Linked DNA regions of Homo sapiens: region 2 is linked to region 1. A link is a loop called in an ENCODE intact Hi-C map of the cell type or tissue named here. Cell type or tissue: heart right ventricle. All regions are shown on one strand. Each heading gives the region's core, and the rest is flanking DNA. Links, peaks and the distances in the headings are about the cores only. Region 1 overlaps LINC02286 (long intergenic non-protein coding RNA 2286). Region 2 overlaps STXBP6 (syntaxin binding protein 6).

Region 1 (4,398 bases), core at 284-4,283:
TATTACTATATATGTTATATGTAAAACAATATATACTATATATAGACATAGTAACATATATTACTATATATACTATATATAGACATGTCTATATATAGTATATATTGTTTTATATATACTATATTATGTATGCTATATAATATAATAAAATATATAATATGCTATAATATATAACATTATATAATATATATCTCAAAGGATGGTTAAGCTTTCAAAAGGCAGGGATAAAATAAGGGGCAATTTAGGAAAATAGGAATATATAGTATATTATGTATAAACAATATATACGATATATTATCGTATATATTATGTACGATATATTATCGTATATATTAAATACTATATATTATTGTATATAATATATACTATATATAAATGTATATGATGATATCTATATTACTATATATTTCTATGTATATAGTACTATATGTATAGTAATCATCATTCCCCATGTTATGAGTGGCAGGCTTCAAATTAGCAGCGGTACAATAAATGATCATAAAAGGCTCTTGCATTTTTTATTTTCTTCCATTCTTAAAAAGGCTCCAAAGAACAAAACATTTGGCATGTGTAAACACACAGTGACTTGCCTTATGAGGTCTAATGTCTGTGGAGTTCTCTGATTACCATCAAGAAAAGCAGAAGGAAAAACATTGGTTCAGGATCATTTCTACTTATCCTTTTCTTTCCAGGTAAAAGAAATCTTTACCTGGGTCTAGACCAGCAAAAGCTCTTTGAAGCAGGAGATACACATCACTGGGTACGGCTGGTTCTCAAACATGCACTTGATTTTATTCACAAGTCTTACAAATCATCACATGCCCAAAGAAACACCTAGGTGAACTAAAGTTCTGATTTTATACACTCACTGCCACCTGTCACTCACAGCCTGCAAGTCTCTGTGCCAATGTCAGAAGCTGGAAATATATTATGATGGTTAAGATCAGTGCTCCTTATCAGTCATTTTCTAGTGGATTGTAAGTTGCTCATGTGGCAAAGTTAACCTCTTAGGAAGAAGGGGTAGATGGAGAACAATAGAAGAGGTGGAACTAAGTTCTGGGGTACTCCAGCATCAAGAGATTGAGGAGAGGGAACTGGGATCAGTTGGATGTCAGGAAAGCAAAGCAAGAGTGTCATCATGGGAACCAAGAGAAGAGAGAGTGATCAGCTCTATGAAATGACACCCCCATTTTTACATCCCCCAATTCCCCATTTATCTTTCTCAGCTGCAAACATGGATGATTTTCTTCTATGCCGTGAGGTCACTGAACGTATAAGTAGAAATTCCTAGCTCTCAGAACCATTTGGGACTTTTGCAACCTATACAAAACTTCAGTATCCTCCTTTTTTTCCTATTTTATATTTTCTCTTTTGAATTTAATCCTCATGCGATTAGAGTACGCTAAAAGGGACCAAGCTTAGATTAGCAGAAGAATTTTACTAAAGGTTCAAGTATGCGTTTGGCAATGAAATTCCATCCAGTATGTATTTACTAAATGCTTACTAAGTATAAGATGCTATTCTCAATGCTGTAGAAAAAAAATTAAAATTCTATGTTCACTGAAGTCAACATCTCAAATGTTGGCAATGTAGGAATGAAATTATCTTAAAAGAGATAATGCATAATTTGCTGTGGAAGTACAAAGGAGGAAGAGATCACATTCAGCGGGAGGGATTATAAAAAACCTGGAGGAGGATTTAGTGTGTGGGTGGACCTCAAAGGGTTGTTAAGCTTTCAAAAGGCAGGGATAAAATAAGGGGCAATTTAGGAAAATAGGAACAACATGAGCAAAGGCACAGAGATGGGAAACTATAGCTTGTTTTTGGAGAAATGGTCATAGTTAAATTTAGCTGAAGCATAAAGATATGTATGTAAAAAAGAAGTGAGTAAGACTGAAGAAGTGATGGCATATGTCAGAGAGTCCTGGGTAGAGAGGCAGTGAGGCAGGGAGGTGGGGAGGCCACATGGTGAACTGCAAAGAGCATGTGCTTCCCAGCCAGAGATGGGTTAGAAATCAAGGATCTCCCCAAAATATTAGTTCTGCAATAGGATTGTCAAATCATGTCTCCAATCTATAATTTTTCTAATACAAAAGACACGTGTATGCTTACCTTAAAAAAAATCCCACGGCCAAACCAAACCAAACTATGATGTTCATAATGATGGCTGTGAGACTTTTTTGTTAAAGCTTTTTGTTAACAAAAAGTTAAATTGTGTTCAGTGTATCTTGTCTAAGAAGTCAGGAAAGTGAATAGGAGGCTGGGGCTGGGTAAGGGCACCTAGGAGTCACTGAGGATAGCTTTCCTGAGAGAGGTTGGTGTAGGTTGTACAGGAAAGAGGGCTGTAATAAGAACTTTTGTGTTTTGAAGGTTTAAAATCCAACTATACACCCCATTCTGAGGGAGGGAAGAGAGAAAAGGATTCTGGATCTGAGAAGTGGTGAATGTTGGAAGAGTCCTGAACGGCATCCCTCGGGGGTGGGCAGCATTTGGGGAAGCTGGCGTATGCGGCACGAGAGTGCAAGGAAGGAAGAGCTGCAACCACGTGGCTGAGCTCAGCCCTGGGAGATGGGGCCGTCCTTCCTCTGGGAGCCACGGAAATTTCTACCTGGGTCTAGGCGGGCAGAGGCTCTGCAGCAGCGGACACGCATGACTGGGTAGAGCCAGTCTTCAACAGTGCCACCGTGTGGCAGAGAGGAGCAGTGACAGTTATAACTCCGTAGAATTATATGCGGGTTCTCCCAGCCCAGCCTTGAAAACTAAGCAGCTCTCTCTTCCTGGAGTGTGAGGGCTTCAGCATCCAGGGACAAAGCCCAGTGTGTACATGGAGAAGGCTTAAAGAAGCCGATACCGTGCCTCTTGATAATAGGGAATATGAAAACTTGATAAATTAATTGAAAAGTGAAGAGAAGTGGCGAATTCAAATTTGTACGGCAGTTCTAAGTGATAATTAGAATAAAATCATTAGACAAAAAGGAAAAATATATCTAGTTCTAAAGCGTTAGCTTTTATCTTGCTAGAAAACTCAGCTGTCTAGAAACTCACATTCCTAAGCGTCTGGATTGAGATTTTCTTTTGGTTTTCATTCATCAGGGAATGAAGTGAAAGGATTGAATTTTCACGTTACACTTAACTCAGGCTTGATAAGAGTCTGGAGGAGACAGTCTCTAATAATCCTATAATCCTAGATGTCCTGTCTATACCTTTTAACATCTCTGCATTTACTCCTTGAGTTTCTTGTGGTTGAGGAAGGATTTTGAAAGGGAGATGATGAGAAAAACATCACTCATATTAGTTACTGACTGAATTACATCCATTTCTGGTCAGTCGTCATTAGGTAAAGCTCTAAATTTCAATCAGGATCTTGGCTAATTGTACTTTGGATTTGATAAGGAGTCATTGAAAAGTGAGCAATGAATAAGATTAAAGCTAGGCATTTCTTCTTTTTAAACTAATGTATCATTCATTATTGGTTTAGTGCTCATCAGGTTTTGGTAAATAAATAAAAATCTTAGATTTGGAAAGTTCTACAGTGGTCATTTAGTTCAACCTTTTATTCCCAGGCAGGAGACCTTTTCTGCAAAATACCTGACTTTTTGTGACAGAAGATCAATCAATTCAGGATCTGCTAAAACACACCTAGGGATGTAAAACTCACCACTTTGTGAAGCAGAACATTCACCTAATATTCAGAGTGTAGCCTGGGGGTAGCAACGGGGCATCCCTGGAGAGTTAGTAGGAAATGCTCGATCTGAGTCCCTATCCCAGACTTGCTGAATCTGAATCTTCCCTTGACAGGATTCCTGGGTACTGGGTACTCATATATACGTAATGTTTGAAAAGCACTGGCTAATTCTATCGTTAGATGGTTTCAAATGTTAAATGGTTTCAAACTGACATCTTACTAAAACCTAATGTTCTGGTGTGGTCTATGAACCCATCCCCACAGCCTCGGCTGTTAGCCCAGCTTCTGGCCATTCCTGCAGTTATAAAGCTTTGGCCGCCACTGCCATTGTGGCCACCTCATCTCCTTACACTCAGTAGTTTCTGACTTTCCTGGGTGTGACGGCTGGGCTTTGGCACAGCCTTGGTCACATTTTCTGTGGTAGGAGCTGTGGCAACTCCAGGGCTTGGGCCAGATCAGATCCTGCTGCACCACTGAGGCTCTGGTTCTCTCAGTGCCCCTTGAAGGGGTAGGAGAAGGTTACTAAGAAGTTTAGGGGTATTTCACTTTGGGAGGCTGAGGAGGGCGGATCGCTTGAGATAGGGAGTTTGAGACCAGCCTGGCCAGCATGGTGAAACCCTATCTTTACTAAAAATTCAAAAATTAGCTGGGCATGGTGGCACATACCTGGAGTCCCAGCTACTGGGGAGGCTGAGACAGGAGAATCCCTTGAG
Region 2 (4,398 bases), core at 212-4,211, 170 kb before region 1:
TCTGGAAAGCCCTCTTTCAGGAAATGTAGAATTGAAAACGGTGACAATGAGAAAAGGGCATCTGGGGAAAGCTTTGACATATTCAAGGTCTATTAAATGATCACTTGTTACTCCATTAAATGAACTCTTTCTTCAAGAGAAACACTCAGGTGCTTCACAATTTTAAGATAACCGCTTTCCACTGTAGGCCACAATGGAAGCATTTATAAATTGCTCATTTTGAAAGATTCTAAAAGTCTGAATACATTAGAGAAATGTGCATTTTCTTATTGGTAATTGGTCCAATAGGTAGAATAAAATCTCCTGCTCCGTAACCTGATGGATTCCAAGGGAATTAAAAGACCACCCAGTAGCATCTTAGTGTGTGTGAATAACAGCAAGTTTCTAAAAAAAAAAAAAAAAAAAAAAAAGCCAAAACAAGTACCAGCCACTATAATCCAGAGTGAACGTGTGAGCTCAAACCCAGAAAGTGAGCCCAGAGTTCAGGCAGTCTCAGCTCTTATAGAGGCGCAGCAGGAGTGGGATTATGCCCAATTCCCCCCACCCAGACACTTCATTTGTTCCACAAGGATGCTGTGATCAAAGCACTGGGAACAGAAAGGAGGTACCTACAACAGTCTCTACTCTCTAGAGGCTGACAGTCTATGGAAGTAAACAGAAAGCCAACTGACAAAGCCCAGCAATGCTAAGTGCTATTACAGAGATGACATGGGAGGCCAGAGGGGGCACATGCTCATGCTCAGAGCACGGTAACTACCTAGTAGTCTATTCTCTATGGTATTGGACAGCTTGGCAACCTCACTGTGCTTGTGGCTAATAGTTTCTTCTGGAAAATTCTGCATATGGTTTAGCATGACTGGAACTGAGCTGGAAATGTCAGTCATTCGTATTCTCTCTCCCTCCCTGTCTCTTCTTCATGGAAGCTGAGTACCTTCTATGTATCAGGCATTACATATGCACCTATAGTTCAGTTACTCCTCAAAATACCCTGTGAGTTATTGCCATTTTATAGATGAGAAAACTGAGTTTCAAAGACATGACAGAGCTAGTACAGTTCTCATTCTGTGTGTGTGTGTGTGTGTGTGTGTGTGTGTGTGTATGTAAAGGAAGGGTAACAGGAAAGAGCTGGAGAAACAAGAACCTGATCTGGGCTGAGAAGCTGGGTCCACAGGCATTTGTATCAGCCTCTCCCACTTCTGATGTTTGCTCAACAGTGAACTTGACTGACCTCAGAGAACGTTTTGTTTTATTTTGTTTTAATTTTTCTTTTGATCCAGTAAAGATAGGTGTAGGAAAATAACATCTCCCATTTCAGGGACAGGACTTCGATTGACTAACCCAGTTCTAACTCCCTGTGAAGCAGGATAAAGAGGCCTAAACACAAAGGGCTTCTGCACCCAATATACCCAGTATTGTGCAAATATTCATGACATTAGAGTGGAAATTTTCCAACTCTGAAATAGAACAGCAGTGTGATGCCACCTAATATTCTAGCTTTGGGGAAAAACAATGTTGGAATCTAGGTAATCGAGAGTAGACTGGTTTAAAAATGGCGGGTCAGAATGACCTTGAGATTCCTGTCAGGAGTGGGACACAGACTGGAGAGGATGCAAACCAGAGGGGAATGGGGAAAAAATGTAGGGAAGGAGAGGGAGAAAACCCCCAAGGCCAAGTCTGGGTTATCGTGTGATTTTGCTTCACATGACATGGGTCACGGATGCCTGTCATACATACATATTAACATGTTTTTTCTTTTTGCTGTTGTCTTATAAATGTCTTGAGTCTGTTCCTGAGAGGCAGACTTTACGATTAGATTATTTTTATTTCAATGGGTTTTTTGGGGGGTAAAGGTGGTGTATGGTCATTAACATGTTTTTAAAAAGCTACAGATGAACAATCTTTGTGTGGCAAGAACCATTAGTGGGATAGTGAGTATCCCACTAATGATGAGATAATAGTATTGCTCATAAAGCTGAATACCTTCCACATATCATGCATTACACACACATATACACAGTTCAGTTATTCTTCAAAATACCCTGTGAATTTAATGCAGGGATATAGATATTAATGCCATTTTATAGATGAGAAAACTGAATTTCAAAGACATGAAGAGCTAGTACAGTCAGCGTTTTACCATAAGTCAGTCTTCTGCCTAACCTGTGTTCTTCTATAACTGGGGTGGGAATTCTTCCAGGGAGCAACAGGTGCCTCTGACTATAGCTTACTGACAAAAGCCTCACTACCACAGAAAGGTGCACTAATTTCTCAAAGTGTTAACCTAGAAAATCACCCAAAGAATGCATCTATGTGGCTTAAAACAGTGCCTTCTTGGTAGGCTGCTGTTTAGGATGTCTGCCAGGTACACAGTGCCTTGCCAGCCACATGCCAGAAGGACAGCTGCCTTAGTTTGCAATCTCCCTAACCACCACTTGCTCTACCTTTGCAATTAGTCAAAACTAATCAAAACGAACATAAGTGAGTGAGCTGTAAAACTCCTGTTCTTAACAGTGGGCTGTGTGGTGGGAGAGCACACAGATGGAGTTTCCTTTTTAAATGAAATATTTGGCACTAGCCTCTGTTAAGAGTTTTCCCTTGTTTCCATCTGGTTTTAGTATTGGAATGCATACATGAGAGAATGGAAAAAGAAAACTCTGTTGGCGTGCTAAACCACTAGAAAAGCTGAAGTCACTGACAGCACATCCTCTAAATCCTCCGAGATTAGCACACTCTGCTCAAGGAATGTTGTCACATTGTTTTTAAGGGAGGGGAGAGTTCTGTTCTCCAGATCTAGCCCTGTCTTGGAAAAAAAAAAAAAAAATGACAAGTGTGTCTACTTTGGAGTCAGATGGACCCAGGCATGAGTCAGCACCCTCATTACTTAGCCACCTGACCCTAGGCAGTGCAACTACCAGCATTAAGCCTCAGCTATTTCATCTGTAAAGTAGAAATAACAAGAGAAGGCTGTTGTGAGGATTAAATGAGATGATACCTATTCAATGCTTACTTATCTATTTTTGAACTTTCCTAATAGCAAGGTTTTAGGAAAGACAAATGTTATTATCACTGGTTTTCACAGGAAGAGATCTAGAACCACCAAGGAAACTCTAAAAAAATTTCAGGCATCTATTTTTTCTACTACACAACAGAAGAAAACAAATTCATATTTGGCAGTGTCCCTGCCAGGAGTCTCTCCAAATTTCCCCAGGGAGTTCATTTGCTCTCTAAGAGTCAAATATATCTACTAACAGTGTCACTGTAATATGTGAATTTCTTAACACCCCAGTTGTTGGTATACAGGACTGTCACCACCCAGCCAAAACCAACCAAAGCCTAAACCTGTAGGAGACCAGAGTAATATCGAGACATGATTATCACTAAAGCCGTATGAGAGGGTAAGAAAAGGCGTTTGGTTTGGCAAGTCTTTTCTCACACAATCCCTATGCCTACAAGAGAAGGAGAGCACAGCACAGTGGATAAGGGAGTAGGCTCTAGAATCAAACCTGGGTTCAAGTCCTTGTTTTGTCACTCACTAGCTGAGGATCTTGGGCAGGCTAATTTGCCTCTACATGCTCAGTTTCCTCATCTACAAATAAGAACTATTATCTACCTCATAGCACTGCTGTAAGGATTAAAGGAGTTAACATGTGGAAAGGGTACAGAATATGTCTGAACTCAATAAATACCACAACTACTATTATTATTACTATTACTGATCCCAAAGCAGGCTGATGCCACCCTGACTGTATGAGCACTGAAGAATGTGATGGGTGCATGGCAGGTGCTGCCCTGCAGGTCATTTAAAATTATACCTGGTGGCCAAACCTACTGAACTAGAAAATGTTTCAGAGGAAAACCCTCTCCTTTTCACTTCATGTAACCAATGGCTATTGTTTTACAAATGCTTTAATCAAATGTGTCTGTGCACATATCCTAGAAGAGCCAAATGCTCAATAAATGGTATAACAAAGGATATTGCATATTTATAAAATTAAAAAGGATGTAAGAAAACTCACAATCAAGGCACTGAGAATAACTTTGTTTTTTTATTGCCTTGTCTTCTAGAGTTAAAGTTTTATAGCTGGATGTACACACCAAATCTCTATAATAAAGAGACAAAAGGCTTACCCTGATATATATTCCAATGTAGGAAAGTCTATTAATCAATAACCTCAGAAATGAGATAGAATGACACTGTGGAGGCCAAAAGCGTTCTACATCTCTATCAATTGTGAAGAGTCAGAAAGGAATCTACTATTTAAAACACGGTCCTCTCCACCACACCCCTCCCAAGTGAATTAGAAGAAATGAGGTGCTGTGGCAGTTGCACATGGCCATGGGTCAGGGACCAGGTGGATGTCTGACTCTGCCACTTCCAAAATGGTGACCCCGGCAGAT

What was found. Hi-C counts contacts between places; a loop is a spot of excess contacts. Peaks named below come from ENCODE experiments on the same cell type or tissue, not always from the same donor. Only the 100,000 strongest peaks of a DNase experiment are listed, where the experiment ranks them.
Region 2: a loop joins it to region 1, with 2.8 times the contacts of the local background. A loop is called at or near these places in 5 of 110 quality-filtered maps.

The regions. Positions count from the first base shown.
Region 1 is chr14:25,130,322-25,134,719 of GRCh38, forward strand. All of the region lies in intron 3 of LINC02286 (long intergenic non-protein coding RNA 2286), which reads right to left. Among named protein-coding and RNA genes, the nearest start is that of LINC02286, 24 kb to the right of the region's middle. RefSeq lists silencers at 2,542-2,836, 2,738-2,787. In heart right ventricle, for the core only: CTCF peaks have their summits at 2,688 (motif pointing left) and 2,897; a DNase peak (open chromatin) is centred at 2,650; H3K4me3 peaks cover 653 bases; H3K27me3 peaks cover 313 bases.
Region 2 is chr14:24,963,585-24,967,982 of GRCh38, forward strand. The region is part of intron 2 of STXBP6 (syntaxin binding protein 6); the gene reads right to left. Among named protein-coding and RNA genes, the nearest start is that of STXBP6, 84 kb to the right of the region's middle. In heart right ventricle, for the core only: no CTCF peak of the experiment used is centred there; DNase peaks (open chromatin) are centred at 2,374 and 2,880; H3K4me3 peaks cover 438 bases; H3K27ac peaks cover 2,521 bases.